Linked DNA regions of Homo sapiens: all the other regions are linked to region 3. The links are chromatin contacts, found by Hi-C or POLR2A ChIA-PET in ENCODE. All regions are on one chromosome and are shown on one strand. The core of a region is the stretch at or near the end of the contact, and the rest is flanking DNA. Distances in the headings are between cores, read along the strand shown. Region 1 holds the start of BCL3 (BCL3 transcription coactivator). Region 2 holds the start of HIF3A (hypoxia inducible factor 3 subunit alpha). Region 3 holds the start of FOSB (FosB proto-oncogene, AP-1 transcription factor subunit). Region 4 holds the start of CCDC61 (coiled-coil domain containing 61).

What was found. A loop is a pair of places that touch in the nucleus more often than their neighbours do. ChIA-PET counts read pairs that join two places held with the same protein, here RNA polymerase II (POLR2A). Pooled maps may share reads with other maps.
Region 1: a loop to region 3 is called in a pooled map, with 11 times the contacts of the local background. The contact joins the promoter of BCL3 here to the promoter of FOSB in region 3. A Hi-C loop is called at or near these places in 1 of 168 maps with a recorded cell type or tissue (naive thymus-derived CD4-positive, alpha-beta T cell), 2 of 37 single-sample maps with no recorded cell type and 10 of 50 pooled maps.
Region 2: POLR2A ChIA-PET joins it to region 3 with 12 read pairs in A673. The contact joins the promoter of HIF3A here to the promoter of FOSB in region 3. POLR2A ChIA-PET finds 5 or more read pairs at or near these places in 2 of 52 experiments (A673 and activated CD4-positive, alpha-beta T cell).
Region 4: a loop to region 3 is called in a pooled map, with 7 times the contacts of the local background. The contact joins the promoter of CCDC61 here to the promoter of FOSB in region 3. A Hi-C loop is called at or near these places in 6 of 50 pooled maps. POLR2A ChIA-PET finds 5 or more read pairs at or near these places in 2 of 52 experiments (H1 and activated CD4-positive, alpha-beta T cell).

What each region holds. Positions count from the first base shown.
Region 1 is chr19:44,746,680-44,749,997 of GRCh38, reverse strand. BCL3 (BCL3 transcription coactivator) reads right to left here and starts at 1,290. Exons shown (of 9, transcript NM_005178.5): 1 at 952-1,290. The coding sequence starts at 1,207. RefSeq lists silencers at 1,052-1,641, 2,052-2,181, 2,242-2,721.
Region 2 is chr19:46,295,363-46,298,589 of GRCh38, reverse strand. HIF3A (hypoxia inducible factor 3 subunit alpha) reads right to left here and starts at 1,548. Exons shown (of 15, transcript NM_152795.4): 1 at 1,488-1,548. The coding sequence starts at 1,513.
Region 3 is chr19:45,466,472-45,469,648 of GRCh38, reverse strand. It overlaps FOSB (FosB proto-oncogene, AP-1 transcription factor subunit), which reads right to left and starts at 1,653. Exons shown (of 4, transcript NM_006732.3): 1 at 937-1,653. The coding sequence starts at 1,062. RefSeq lists an enhancer at 651-1,552 and a silencer at 1,737-2,016.
Region 4 is chr19:45,993,977-45,997,119 of GRCh38, reverse strand. CCDC61 (coiled-coil domain containing 61) reads right to left here and starts at 1,653. Exons shown (of 14, transcript NM_001267723.2): 1 at 1,616-1,653. RefSeq lists enhancers at 1,536-1,715, 2,106-2,295.

The sequences.
Region 1 (3,318 bases), core at 41-2,540, 720 kb after region 3:
ATGGAGATAGGATGGAGAGAAGAGTGTGTGGTCTTCGTCATCTGCTGATCCTTGTGGGCCCTCTGTTCTTGAACTCCCAAGTTTCCAGGTCCTCGTATCTCCAATACCAGGCCTTGAGGCCTTGAGGCTTTCTGTCTGGAGACCCCTGAAATTTTCATCCTGCCTCTAAATTACCCAAAGTCTCAGAATTACCCAATCTTAGGATCCTCAGTCCCCTGATCCCTTCTGCCCACCTGATCTTGACCTCAAATAGGACCCTGATCACTTGTGGCCCCACATAACTGAGTACCCAGAAACCCGGGTCTCTGTTCTCCTGGGTCCTCAAGACCCCCTGGTATCTGGGTCCCTGGAGCTCTGGTTCATTTCCTTGGATCCTTGTGATCCCAGATATTGGGGTGCTCAGAACCCCATCTCTGTTTTCATAATGCCCATGTCTCCAGATATCTTGGTTCCTGAGATTGTGACATCCTGAGATCCTCAGTATCTGTCTCCTTAGAACCCCAGTCTCTGTTACCCTGACTCCCTTTGATTCTAATAATATCAGGATACAGGGAACCCCAGTTTCTCCAGCCCAGCTCAGCTTCCTCATAACGCTACACATCTGGCTTAAGAGCTTGTACTTTCTTGCCCCTAGGATACCAGGCTCTGTGCCCTGATTCCCTGACACCCCCATATTTGTACCACTGGGCATTGTCCCTGGCCCCCCCCCCCCCACGTCACTCAGCCCCTGGGCTTTGCCCCCCAGGGTCCCCAAATCCCCAGATCCCAAGGCACAGCTTACTGGCTCCCCGATGATCTCATATCTATATCCTTGGAACCTGGGCTTATATCCTCTTGTCCCCCAGGTCCCTGGAGAGACACCGGTTTGTGCCTCAAGCTCTGCCTCCTGGCTCTGGTGACCCTATGCTCTGTGTGGATCCCACCCGGCCCGGACCCTCGGGGGCCACTCACCGGGGTAGTAAAGCGCCTCCGGCCGGGCCAGGCCGTGGGGGGGCCCGGGGACCGCCGGCAGGTCGCAGCCGCCGCGCAGAGGGTCCAGGGGGACGACAAGGCCCGCAGCGCCGCGGGGAGCGGCGGGCTCCGGGGAGGGCGCGCGCAGCGGGCGCTTGCGGAGCGGCAGCGCGGCGCCCGGGAGTCCGGCGGCCTTGGGCCGGGTGCGCAGGTCCACGGGCCCCTCGTCCATGGCCCCCGCGGGGCATCGGGGCATGGGGCCGCCGGGGACGGCGGCCGGAGAGCGGCTGGGCTCGGCTGCACGGGAGGGTGGTTTCGCCGGGCGCCGGGACTTCCCCTGCAGCCGGCTGAACTGAAGGGACTTTTGTCGGCCGGGGCGGTGCCGGCCGCCCGCCTCCCCGCCCCCGGCCCCCCCGGGGCCACCCGTACGCCCCAGGGGTTTCCTGGACCCGCCGCTGCTCCCGCCGCTCTGAGGTGCAGCCTGCCCTGCGCCCCGCCCGCGCCGCGCCCCGCTTGCCCCCTCCCGGCCCGCGGCGCCTGGGGCAGCCAGGCCTCGGCGGGGGAGGGAGAGGAAAGGAGGGGTGGGGGGAGAGGAGGCGGGGTCGGGGGGTGGGGGGGTGTCCCCACCCCTGCTGCCAAGGGCCGCTCTCTCTGCCTCTGTTTTTGTCTTTCTGGCCCTATCTCTCAACATCTCTATCTCTGAGTCTGTAACTGTCTCTCTGGTTCTCCTGTCTGAGTAGGTGTTTCTCTCCGCAACCCCGCGTTTGTCTCTGTGTGCTCTGTTCCGTCTCTGTCTCTCTCTTTTGTCTCTTTGTGTCTGTCACCATCTCTCTGCCTCTCAGTTGCTGTCTGCTTCTCTGTCTCTCAGGAGGCCTTGGCATCTCTGGGACGGGGTTTGGAATCTCGGTTCCCACTTACTCGCTGGGTGACCTTGGCCAAACACTTCCCCTCTCTGAGCCGTTTCCTCCTTAGTGGGAGTGAAGAGACGCACCCGGGGCAGGGACTGGCACTCGGCAGGCGGCCAGGAACGATTCCTCTCCCTCCCCTCTTCCATCTCTGCCACTCCACGTGCCTCATCAGCTGTGGGTCTAAAGGGGCTGGGGGTGGGGTGAGGGTGGGGAGCGCTCCACTGATTGTGTCTCTGCACTCGTTGGGGGCCCTGCCCCCAGCCGGGGCCCGCGGGGCACCGGGGTGGGTGCTCGGAAAATCCTAGGTGCACAGAGAGAAAGAGACATGGAGACAGGCGCAGAGATCTTGAGAGAAAGAGAGATAGCAAGAGACACGGACACCAGGCCAGAGTCAGCGCGACCGAGGCCGGTGCTGCAGGAGCGGGGAGCAGTTTGGCTTCCCCCCGACTTCCCCTCCCACCTCGAGGAGGGGTTGATGGGTGGGGAACAGGCTAGGCGGGTTGGGGGCATGACTCAGGCTGGAGATGGGAGGGAGGGAGGAGGGAGGCGGGACTCTTCCCCGTCTCCTCCCCTCCTCTCCCTCTCCCCGCCCCGGGGTGGGGCCCCGAAGGTCCGGGGCTTTCCCGGATTTCCCTGGGGGCGGGGCAGCCGCTGGGGTTGAGTCCGGGTCACTGAGTCACAGGAGGCGGAGAGGGAGGCTTTGGGGACACAGGGGGCGGGGCATGGGGGCTGCACCCCGGACTTGCCCAGGGGGCACGCGGCGTCTCTCTGGTTCTCTCCCCCGGTCTCCTTCTGTCTTCGAAACTTGCCTGACCTCCCTCTGGTTGTCTCCTGCCCCGCCCTCTGTCTCTGTCTCCCCATCTCTGTTGCTGTCTCTGTGTCCCCTGGGACCTTGAAAGTGGGTATTGGGGCCCCGGGAAGGGACTTTGGCCGGACTCGGGCCCCACCCGAGTGGATCGTTAACCCAGGATGTGAGAAGTGGCTGTGTGGAGAGGCCTCACCCCTTCCCTTCCTTTCGACCTCTCTCTGGATCTCCCTTATCCCCCTTCATGGCGAAACATCCCGAGCACAGACCTGTGTTAATTCCACCTCCACCCCTTGCTCCCGGTGGGACCTCAGACAAGCCATCCCCTGCCTTGAGACTCAGTTTGTTCTTCTGGAAAATGGGACCAATGGCAACCCCTGCCTGCTGGTGTTGTGGGGGCCACAGCAAGGGAAGAGGGGAGGAATTCGGTTGGACAGGCTGGGGGCTGTGTTCCCTGCCCATCCAACCCCACCCCTGGGGACCCTCAGACACAGGAGAGGGGTGTGGAGCACTATCCCAATGCACAGAAAGGAAAGCTGAGGTTTGGAGGGGCGAGGCTTAGGGTGGGGACCCTCAGAGGTAGGGTGGGAAGGACACCCAAGCCTGTCCCACTCCTGGCATCCCAGGGCAGCTGGTGCAGTGGTTCCAACCTAG
Region 2 (3,227 bases), core at 299-2,798, 830 kb before region 3:
TGGCCACAGTGGGATGGCAGCCAGCCCCAGCTAGAGGAAGGGAAGGGGGAAAGGAGGTGTTGGGGGCCCACTCACCATCGCCCAGGCCCCCGTTGGCTGAAGGGCCATCCAGGGGGTGCAGGAGGGGATGCGGTGCAGCCAGGACCCGGGTGCGAGTTACGAGTGGGTGCGCACGGCGGTGAGATGACTCCACAGGAAAGGGCCGGCCTTGGGTGGGGAGGGGGGGCACCCGAGCTCAGCCAAGAGGGGCCCCCACCCAGCCAGGAGGGGGCGCTGAGAGGGGCGGAACGACAGCTGGCCCAAAAGGGGTGGGATAGAGTTCCTTGTTAGGCCCAGAGCCAGGGCCTGGAATAGAGTAGGGGACAGGGGAGAGGATGGGGGCGGTTAGAAACATGGGGTGTGCATGGATCCAATCAGGCCTGAGAAGCCAGGGAGGAGGGAAGGGGGTGAGGCTTACTGGGTGCCTCACATTGGACAGGGAAAGCTGAGGACCTAGAACATTTTCCAGGGTCCCATGGGAACATGGCCAGATAAAACCCCCCGGCAGCGGCCCCAGGGCACAGGTTCCCCTGTGTTCCAGCAGAGCTGCACCTGCTGGGCAAGTGAACCCAGAAACCCACCCTCTGCCCGGGATGACCCCATCTGAGTACTGCGGCAGGGGGCGTTCCCATCACAGCCTGCAGGCTCACAGCACCCTGCCATGGAGTCTCCCCAAAATAAAGCTTGGATGAGGCTCCCCTGTCTCTCAGGATGGGGGTGCAGGGGTGAGATGAGGGGCTGGACTTTGGGAAGTGGGTCCAGCTTGTTTCCCTGTTATTTAAGGGGGTGACTCTGGCTTTTGAAAGGATACAAAAAGTCTCTTGGGAAGGGTCCCAGACGGCTTCTGAAAGGGGCTCCCCTCTGCCCATTTCTAGGGAAACCCAATGTTTAGGAGACTGTGTCAGGAAGCATACTATTAGAGGAGATCTCTCCTCTCTTGAACTCAGGAGCTGAATGCCATTCCAAGGGACTCCCTATATGTGGGAAGGCTCCATTTAGGGGTATCCCATATCACCTAGGATCCCAGGCACCTGGTGGCAAAGAATACCCTCAATTTTGGGGGGTTCAGAGGCCAGAGGGATCAATATGTGGAGGGCGAATATCTCCCGCAGAAGCCTGGGGACTGCTCAAATGCAATCACCCCTAATTTATCAGGAATCCCAAGTTCCACCCCCAACCAGGAGGGTAAATGAGCCTTGGGTAGCGAGAAATCGGGAACCCCGAAGCCGCTCTTGGCCAGAGGGGCGGGGCAGCCAGAGACGTAGGGAATCCCCCACCCCTGCAGTCCCTAAGGGTGGAGAGTGCGGTGGGGATGTGCCTCCAACTGCGCGCCCCGGGGCGTTCTTGGCTCGCACCCGCGAACCCCACCCCCCCCAACAATCCAGCTCAGGGGTCTCCAGGAGGAGAGCCCCCCAATTCCCAGAACTCCTGCCCCCGAACTTCAGTACCTTGCGCGCTGCAGCCCCAGCGCCATGGCTCGCCAGTCGCCGCTCCGGAGCCCTCGGAGGCCCCTAGCCCCCTCCCCGGCCTTGCGAGCCCCCTCCCCAGCTCCTCCCCACGCCGCGCGGTTGGCTGTGCCACGCCAGGCCTGAGGCTCTGATTGGGCAACGGTATGTCACTCCTGAAAAGGAGGCGGAACCAGAGGGAAAGACTTGGAAAGGCAAGGGGGGGATACCGTGTAATACACACCCCCCAACCACGCCCCTCGCCGCGGACTTCCTCGGCAGTGTATCCCGCACCGTCGGCTGAACGCGCCTTCTCTAGTCCAGCCTCTGAAGTGCCAACGCCAGTACTCTTCTGAACCCACTCAGTTCACTCTGCTCTCTGGACCCCAGTCCCCAGCCTCTAACCCCCACCTCTTCTCACCTTTCCATTTCCTAACCCCAGTTGAGCCCCTCTGACCTCCAATCCCACCCCTTCCAAACCCCTAGCCCTGCCTTCTCTATCCCTTCTAAGGTATTCACAGAGTACCCCACATCTCCTCCCCACCCCCCAACTCCCAACCCCACCCCAGTTCCACAATCCTTGGCCCTCTGGCACCTACCCTTCTCTCTCTCTCCCCAGCCCCTCCCTGCCACCCCAGTCCCATACCCCACTTCGCCCCCATTCCTCCAGTCTGCACCCTCTGCACCCCAGCTTACCTTCCCTACCCCCTCTACTCCACCCTAACCTCTTGGCCTCTCTGACTCCCTTTTCAGGTTCCCATTGATGAATAATTAAGCTTATGTCAAGTAAATATGTTTTAACTCAATCACACCTACTTCAAAAAAGAGCCGAGAAATGTATTTTTTTTTAACTAGTCGACTATGAAGGGAGAAGTACAAAGGTACCAAGCAAGGGTGAAAGCATTACAGTTGGATAAGGAACAGAGTGTGTGTGTGTGTGTGTGTGTGTGTGTGTGTTGGACCACTATTCTGGATTTGGTTGGCAGGGAAGAGGATACTACAGCAGAAGTGGCCTTGTTGAACCTTGAACTTGCCAGGCAAGTTGCTCACCTTAGGGCCTTTGCACTTGCTGTTCCCACAGCTTAGCACACTCTTCCTCCAGGAATCCACACGGCTCCCCGGCTCACGCCAGTTCCCCACTCTGTTTTCTTTTGGGAAACCACTTCTCTGTCCTCTTCATCTATTTAATTTGAATAGGGCTTGGCCACTGCTCTGCCTTCACCAGCTCCAGGGATGGACATAGGATCCAAACCTGGCTAATCAGTTGAGTCTGCTTCCCTGGCCACAGTGATTGGTTCAGGGAAGGCATGTTACCTAATTTAGCCCAATGAGAATCAACCCTGAGACATTTGCTGAAACCATTAGGAAAGAGGATTTTCTATGTCTGCTGGAATTGCTGGGCAGATGGAGCAGATGGGGCTCACACTGCCACAAAGAGAGGAGAGGCTTTATGAGATGAGGTTCAGTGCAAAAGAGATTGTGCAGAAATGAACGATTGTGAAAGGCAGTTTTGACACCAGCACTTGAGTGCCTGGATCCAGCCATACCTGAACTCCAGTTTAATTCTTGGATTTTTCAAATGAAACCCACAATGGGCTTTTTTTTTTTTTTTTTTTTTTTTTTGCTGTTGCTTTTGTCAAATATTGCTTCATTCACTATTGCCTTATTTGCTTTGTGCTTAGATTCGTTTGAATGGATTTTAGATACTTGCACCCAAAAGAATCTTGATAGAGAAATCAGCTT
Region 3 (3,177 bases), core at 404-2,903:
GCCAGCACACAAGCAGACACCCCCTTCTCCTGAGAGCCCAGGGACTAGATCCCCGCAAGGGCCTCGCAGATCCATTGGGTCGCAGACAGGCGCTCTTGTCACGACAGGGATCCCCTCCCTCTGCCTCTAGAGGCGCCGAAAAGAGACCCAGCCGCCAAGGAACCACGGGTTCCGGGGACAGAGAGGGGGGAAGGAAAATGCACCCTACAAATAGGAAGGGAAAGCTGATTGGCCAAGGCGTGCGCCCCGGCGGCCAATCGAAACGCCGGGCTGCCCCCTCCCTTAGCAACGTGGCCCCGGCGTTCCAAAATAGAACGCTCCCGGGACGTCAGGGGCGGGGCGGACGAAGGGGGCGCCGCGCGCCGTGCGTGCCCCGCGTCAGACGGAGGATTCCAGCGCGTCAGCCGTTACGCACGGGTCCCCCGTTACGTCTCCGCGCAGGAGGCGGAGGCAGCGCGGCTGAGGGTTCGAGGCCCCTCTTCCCGATGGGTGGAGGGCGACCCGGCACCGAAGTGGGCGCTCCGAAGGAGGAGGAAAGGAAAAGAGACTGCTGGAAGCTTCCCCGGGATTTCCCCCACCTGCCTAACTGCGCTAGCTTCAGGTCTGGGACCCGAGCAGGGGGCAGTCCCGGGGCCGGCTCAAAGTTCTCAGCCCCGCTACCGCATACACGTTGCATTGAGCAGCGCATTACCCACCCCACCCCCACCTCGCCCCAAAGCCTACCCTCCCTGCCGCGTTCCCTCCTTGCGCTCCACGCACGCAACCAATTGCAAACATCTCCCGACTCTTTGCAGTTTGCAAAGTGCGCTGTGAGCCTTTTCCATCTCAGATCTAGGGTTCTGATGCGCCTTTTTGTGGGGGTTGGGGTTTATTCTTTTCACCCTTGACTTAAAAAATAAAACCTACAAAGCAGCACCCCTACTATCAAAAACTTACCTGGGAGGCGGCGGCGGTGGGTGGACTGCCGAAGGAGTCCACCGAAGACAGATATTGAGACTCGGCAGAGGGTGAGGAGCTGCACCGGGAGCCGGAGTCGTAGTCTCCGGGGAAAGCCTGAAACATTTCCCTGGGCACAGGGGGGCCCCTGTGACCACGCTGAGGTCGCCGGGAAGCCAAGGCTATGGCCGGGTTGGGGAAGTAAGGTGCAAGTCCGGGGTGAGCCGTGGGAGTCCCCGGTGAGCTGAGCGAGTCCTCAAAGTACGCTGTCCGGGGAAGCTCGGGGAAGGAGCAACGTCCCGTTCCAACAATGGCAAAGTTTCTGTGCAGTCTTCCTGCGGTGCCCAGGCCCCCACAGGATGCCGCTGTACCTCTTGAAAGTGCAGGCTCCGTAGGACCCAGGGGCGAGGGAGGGGTTGCTCCCCCAGGGGCAGAAAGCGCTGTCCCGCTGTACAGAATCAGCTTCAGCTACGGTCTCCTCCACGCGTCCGGCGGGTCCCACGGGGGGAGGGGAGTAATAAAGAAGACCAAAAAAAGTAAGTCGGTCCTCCAAAAGAAAATGAAGAAATATCTGGAAGAATCTTTCCAAAAACTTTCTCCCCGGAAAAAAAAAGATTAATGAAATTTCATAACCCCCAAGAAGAACCACAACAATCAAGTTTCCAAGTCTTGGTTCCGCGTGTCCCTGCCGTGGCCGTAGCTCTGAGTCTTATGAATGAAGCACAGACCCGCCAGCCTGTATTTATATGCCCGGGACCCGCCCCCCTGCTTACGTCACCCGCCCCTTGCTGGACAAACTTCCCCAAATCTCCGGCCCCGCCAAATCGAGTCCCGCACTGTCCAGCAAGAGGTCTGTTCTAGACTCGATCTGGTCACTTGCATGACCCTCGGGGCCCTGGGGGTCTCGGGGGTTGCGTTCCGGGCCACTCGGCGGGAGGGGATCCCGGCCCCGCCTTCCCGGAGTTCCTGTGACGCAATTAGCCATATAAGGAGCTCGGCCGGCGCGGCGGAGTGTTTGTTTGGTATCCTAGCAATGACGTCAGAGGGAATCCCTCGCTCGCTCGCGCGCGCGCCCGCGCCCCGCCCGCGCCTGCGCAGTGCAACGCCGCCCCGGGGGCTGGTAATAATAGGCGCTTAGACTAGCCCCGCAGGGACCCCGCTGACCCGGGCGGGGAAGACCCCAGCCTGCAGGTCCCCTTCACCTCTGGCGCCCCCACCTACCCTGTTCTACCGATGGTGCAGCGCCCCCATTCGAGAAGAAGAGCAGATCTCCAAAAGGAGACCCTGATTAGTGTGGTGTGGTCACGTAGGTGGGGAAACTGAGTCCCGAGCGGGCTGTGATGCTCAGGTGAAAGTGGAGGTAATGGAGGGATTCCGAGGCTCGTCCTGGTTTCTGTCCTGATTCGCTGTGCGAGCTTAGGAAATGTTTTCCCTCTCTGAGCTTTAGCTTTAATCTTCCCCGCTGGGCAAAGGATGTGTGTCTTGGACCCTGCTGGCCTTACAGGTCCGGCGTTTGGGAGGGATGCGGATTTGGAGGAGATGGGAAATGAAACTTAGAGAGAAGCCTCTCTTCTGATGGTGTTGGTAGCCTCTCCTTCCACCTTTTAATCCACCCGGAGACAAAGAATGTGTAAGAGGGAGGGGATATTATTATTAATTCTAATAATAATAATTAATGCCTTGTATTTGGCACTTGCCAAGCACAGCTCCTGTGCTACGCCTTTCAGTAGAAGATTTGTAATCCTTAAAACAGCTCTGGAAGGTTAAGAGAGAAAAATCTTCATTTTATAAAAGAAAAAAATGATACTCAGGGAGGTTAAATGACTTGCCCAAGATCCCATCACAAGAAATTCAAACTCAGAATTGTCAAACTCCAGATTTCCTACCCTTTCCATTTCTTTTCTGATTTCTGAGACCTGCCTGGTTGGATGAAACTCCCTGAAAAACCTGTGTCTGGGGTTTTTTTAAATGATAATGGCAATATTAGTAGCTTTCACTTGTCAGGTCTTTTTTTTTTTTTTTTTTTTTTTTTTTTTGAGACGGAGTCTTGCTCTGCCGCCAGGCTGGAGTGCAGTGGCGATCTCGGCTCACTGCAACCTCCGCCTCACCTTAGCCTCTCGAGTTGCTGGACTACAGGCGCGGGCCACCACGTCAAGCTAATTTTTATATGTTTAGTACAGACGGGGTTTCACCATATTGGTCAGGATGGTCTTGAACTCCTGACCTGGTGATCCGCCTGCC
Region 4 (3,143 bases), core at 404-2,903, 530 kb before region 3:
CTATGTTCAAATGACAGCGGGGAGGCCAGGGTGGCTGCAGCAGAGTGAGCCAGGGGAATGAGAGAAGTGATGGGAGTTGAGGGGAGGGAGGAGGAGGAACCCAATAGGTTGGGGCCTCGTGGATATGGTGAAGACTTTTGCAGTGTAATGTGGGAGCCAGGAGAGGGTTTGAAAGGAGAAACAACCTGACCTGACTTCTGTTCTACTAGTATCCCCCTAACAGTGAGAGGCAGAGAGCCCACCTGGAAGGCCACTGCAACAAACCAGGTAAGAGCAGGAGACAAACTGAGGCCAGAGTGGTAGCAAAGGAGCTGGTGAGGCATGGTTGGATTCTGGATGTGTTTTGAAGACAGAGCTAATGCGATCTGCTAGACCATATATAAGTAAGACAAAAGGGAGAAGTGAAGAAGACTCCAAGCTAGCCAGGCACGGTGGCTCACGCCTGTAATCCCAACACTTTGGGAGGCTGAGGCGGGTGGATCACCTGAGGTCACGAGTTCAAGACCAACCTGGCCAACATAGTGAAACCCCTTCTCTACTAAAAATACAAACAATTAGCTGGGTGTGGTGGCGGGCGCCTGTAATTCCCTTGAATCTGGGAAGTGGAGGTTTCAGTGAGCCAAGATCGCGCCATTGCACTCCAGCCTGGGCTACAAGAGCGAAACTCTGTCTCAAAAAAAAAAAAAAAAGAACACTCCAAGCTTCTTGATCTTAGTACCTGGCAGGATGAATGTCCCATCAACTGGGTTTGGAGGTTGAAAGGAAGAAATCGCAAGATTGGTTTGGGACAAGTTTATGTCTGAATGTCAGATGAACTTCCAAAGAGAGAAGAGTCGGCCATGATATGAGTCTGGAGTTCAGGGCAGAGATCCAGGCTGGAAATACACACGTGGGAGTTCTCATTAGATAAAGAGGGTGAAGCTAGCCAATGGTATAGACAGAGATGATGTCATTCTACTGATGATGAAGCTGAGGCACAGAAGGGTTAAACAACTGGCCCAAAGCCACAGTAATGATCAGTGGCAGAGCCAGGATTCAAATTCGGGATTCAACCCGACGCCAGAGCCCACATTCTTAACCATCAGTAGAGTAAGTTTAAGAGTTAATTCACCTAAAACACTTGGCAGGTGCACAGCACATAGCAAACGCCACAGGCATAATAGGGCTTCACATCTCTTTAAAGTACATGCTCATCCCTGGAGGTCTCCTTCCCTCCCTTCCTCAATATTGCTTCTTCCCACGACTTTCACCCAAATCAAAGCTTGTAAAGCATAGTGCGCTGTAATAACCCTCTGCCTTAAAACCTCCTACTAAATCGCCACGCTGCATTCCAAGGACGTCTCTATATTTTACCATCTGCTGTCTCCTGCTTTACAACTTTCCCCATTGAAGACCCTCCTGCGATATACAGATCACCCCCAACTCACATGCTGCGCTCAGCCTCACAACCCCTCAATCAAGCGCCTACCCTTGTTAAAGGGCACCCTCCCTCCCGATTCCTACAAGGCCAGGTCAGCTGCCCACCGCAGCCCACTCTCCCCCGAGAGAAGCCCCTTCCCCTCCACCTAAGACCTCCACCACGGCCCGCGCAACCGCCACTCCCGCGGCCTCTCACCTTCTCCACTAGCAACCCTCCTCGCGAGCGGTTCAACTGACGAAGCTCCAGCCCCGCCCCAGGATCCGGCGTTCTCGCTTCTGATTGGTCACAGCTTACCAGCAGCCAAGTTTCCATTAGCCAAAAGAGACGCCCATCACTCTGTCCCTCCCCCAGAGGAGAACCCGCCCTCCAAAACTTCCAATTGGCTAACTAAGAAGAGGCTGTCCCAAATGGGTTGGGGGAGGCACCTAACGTCGGGCTCTTCTCTAATCACTACTGGCTAATAATGCTGCCAGTCATACAAAAAGGTTGTTCCCCAGAGTGGAAGGGAAAGAATCCCGGAAGTAGCCCCTTGACTCCACCTATTACCCCCTGCGGGAGGGTAGGCCGCGCCCACGTGGTGGGGAGGGCCTGGAAGGGAGAGCCGGGTGTGCATGCGCATGGGGAGATAGTGGCCGCGGCTCCGGAAACTGGGGAGTGGTCTCAGCATAAAGACAGGTTGAGATTTGTCATCGCTTGGTGCATTCCAAACCTGCACTAAGCATTTTGCAGGACTTGGCTTATTTAAACTTTATAACAGCCCTGCAAAGTTATTATGATTTCCATTTTACCACTAAGAAAACAGTCTCAGAGAGGTATAGCCACTAGCCCGGGTTCACACGGCTTTTGAACGACCCATATTTTAAACCGATCAGTCATGAACTGGAAGGATCCAGCTAAAGGAATTGAGCGCGGGGATGGGGGAGGAGGGACCTCTTTAAGAAAGGAAAATAAAGTTTAAAGAAAAAAAAAAACTGACATGAAAGTTTACTTAGAATATGAAATAATAACAAATTACATATTTAAAAGAGCCAAATACCACAAACATTGCAAAATCCCAAAGGATAACGTAATGTTTTTATTAATTTTCTGCCTGACACACCTCTGTGATGTTTCCTACTTTTTCAGCTGCATGTTTCACAATATCCTTGTCTACAAAGAGAAAAGTAAGTTATCTTTCCTCTAGCGTGGTTGATGGAACTTTTTAAAAATTCATTATAATTTAGAACAAGTTTCAGCTTCACAAATCAGTATTGGTGATGTTATTGAAGTCTTTTGGAAATCTAGAAAAACTTCTGGCCAGGCGCGGTGGCTCACACCTGTAATCCCAGCACTTTGGGAATCACGAGGTCAGGAGTTCGAGACCAGCCTGAACCACCTGGTGAAACCCTGTCTCTACTAAAAATATAAAAAATTAGCTGGGCGCAGTAGCGGACGCCTGTAATCCCAGCTACTCAGGAGGCTGAGGCAGGAGAATCACTTGAACTCGGGAGGCGGAGGTTGCAGTGAGCCAAGATCGTGCCACTGCACGCCAGCCTGGGCAACAGAGTGAGATGCCACCTCCAAAAAAAAAAAAAGAAAAACTTTCATAAAGTTTCATTCACATGTTAACTATGTTTTGGAAAATGTTTCCACAGACTAACTTCTGGCTCAATACTTTCAATTTTTTGTTTGTTGGTTTCTTTGTTTGCTGAGACAGGGTCTCGCTTCATCGCTGGGCTGGAGT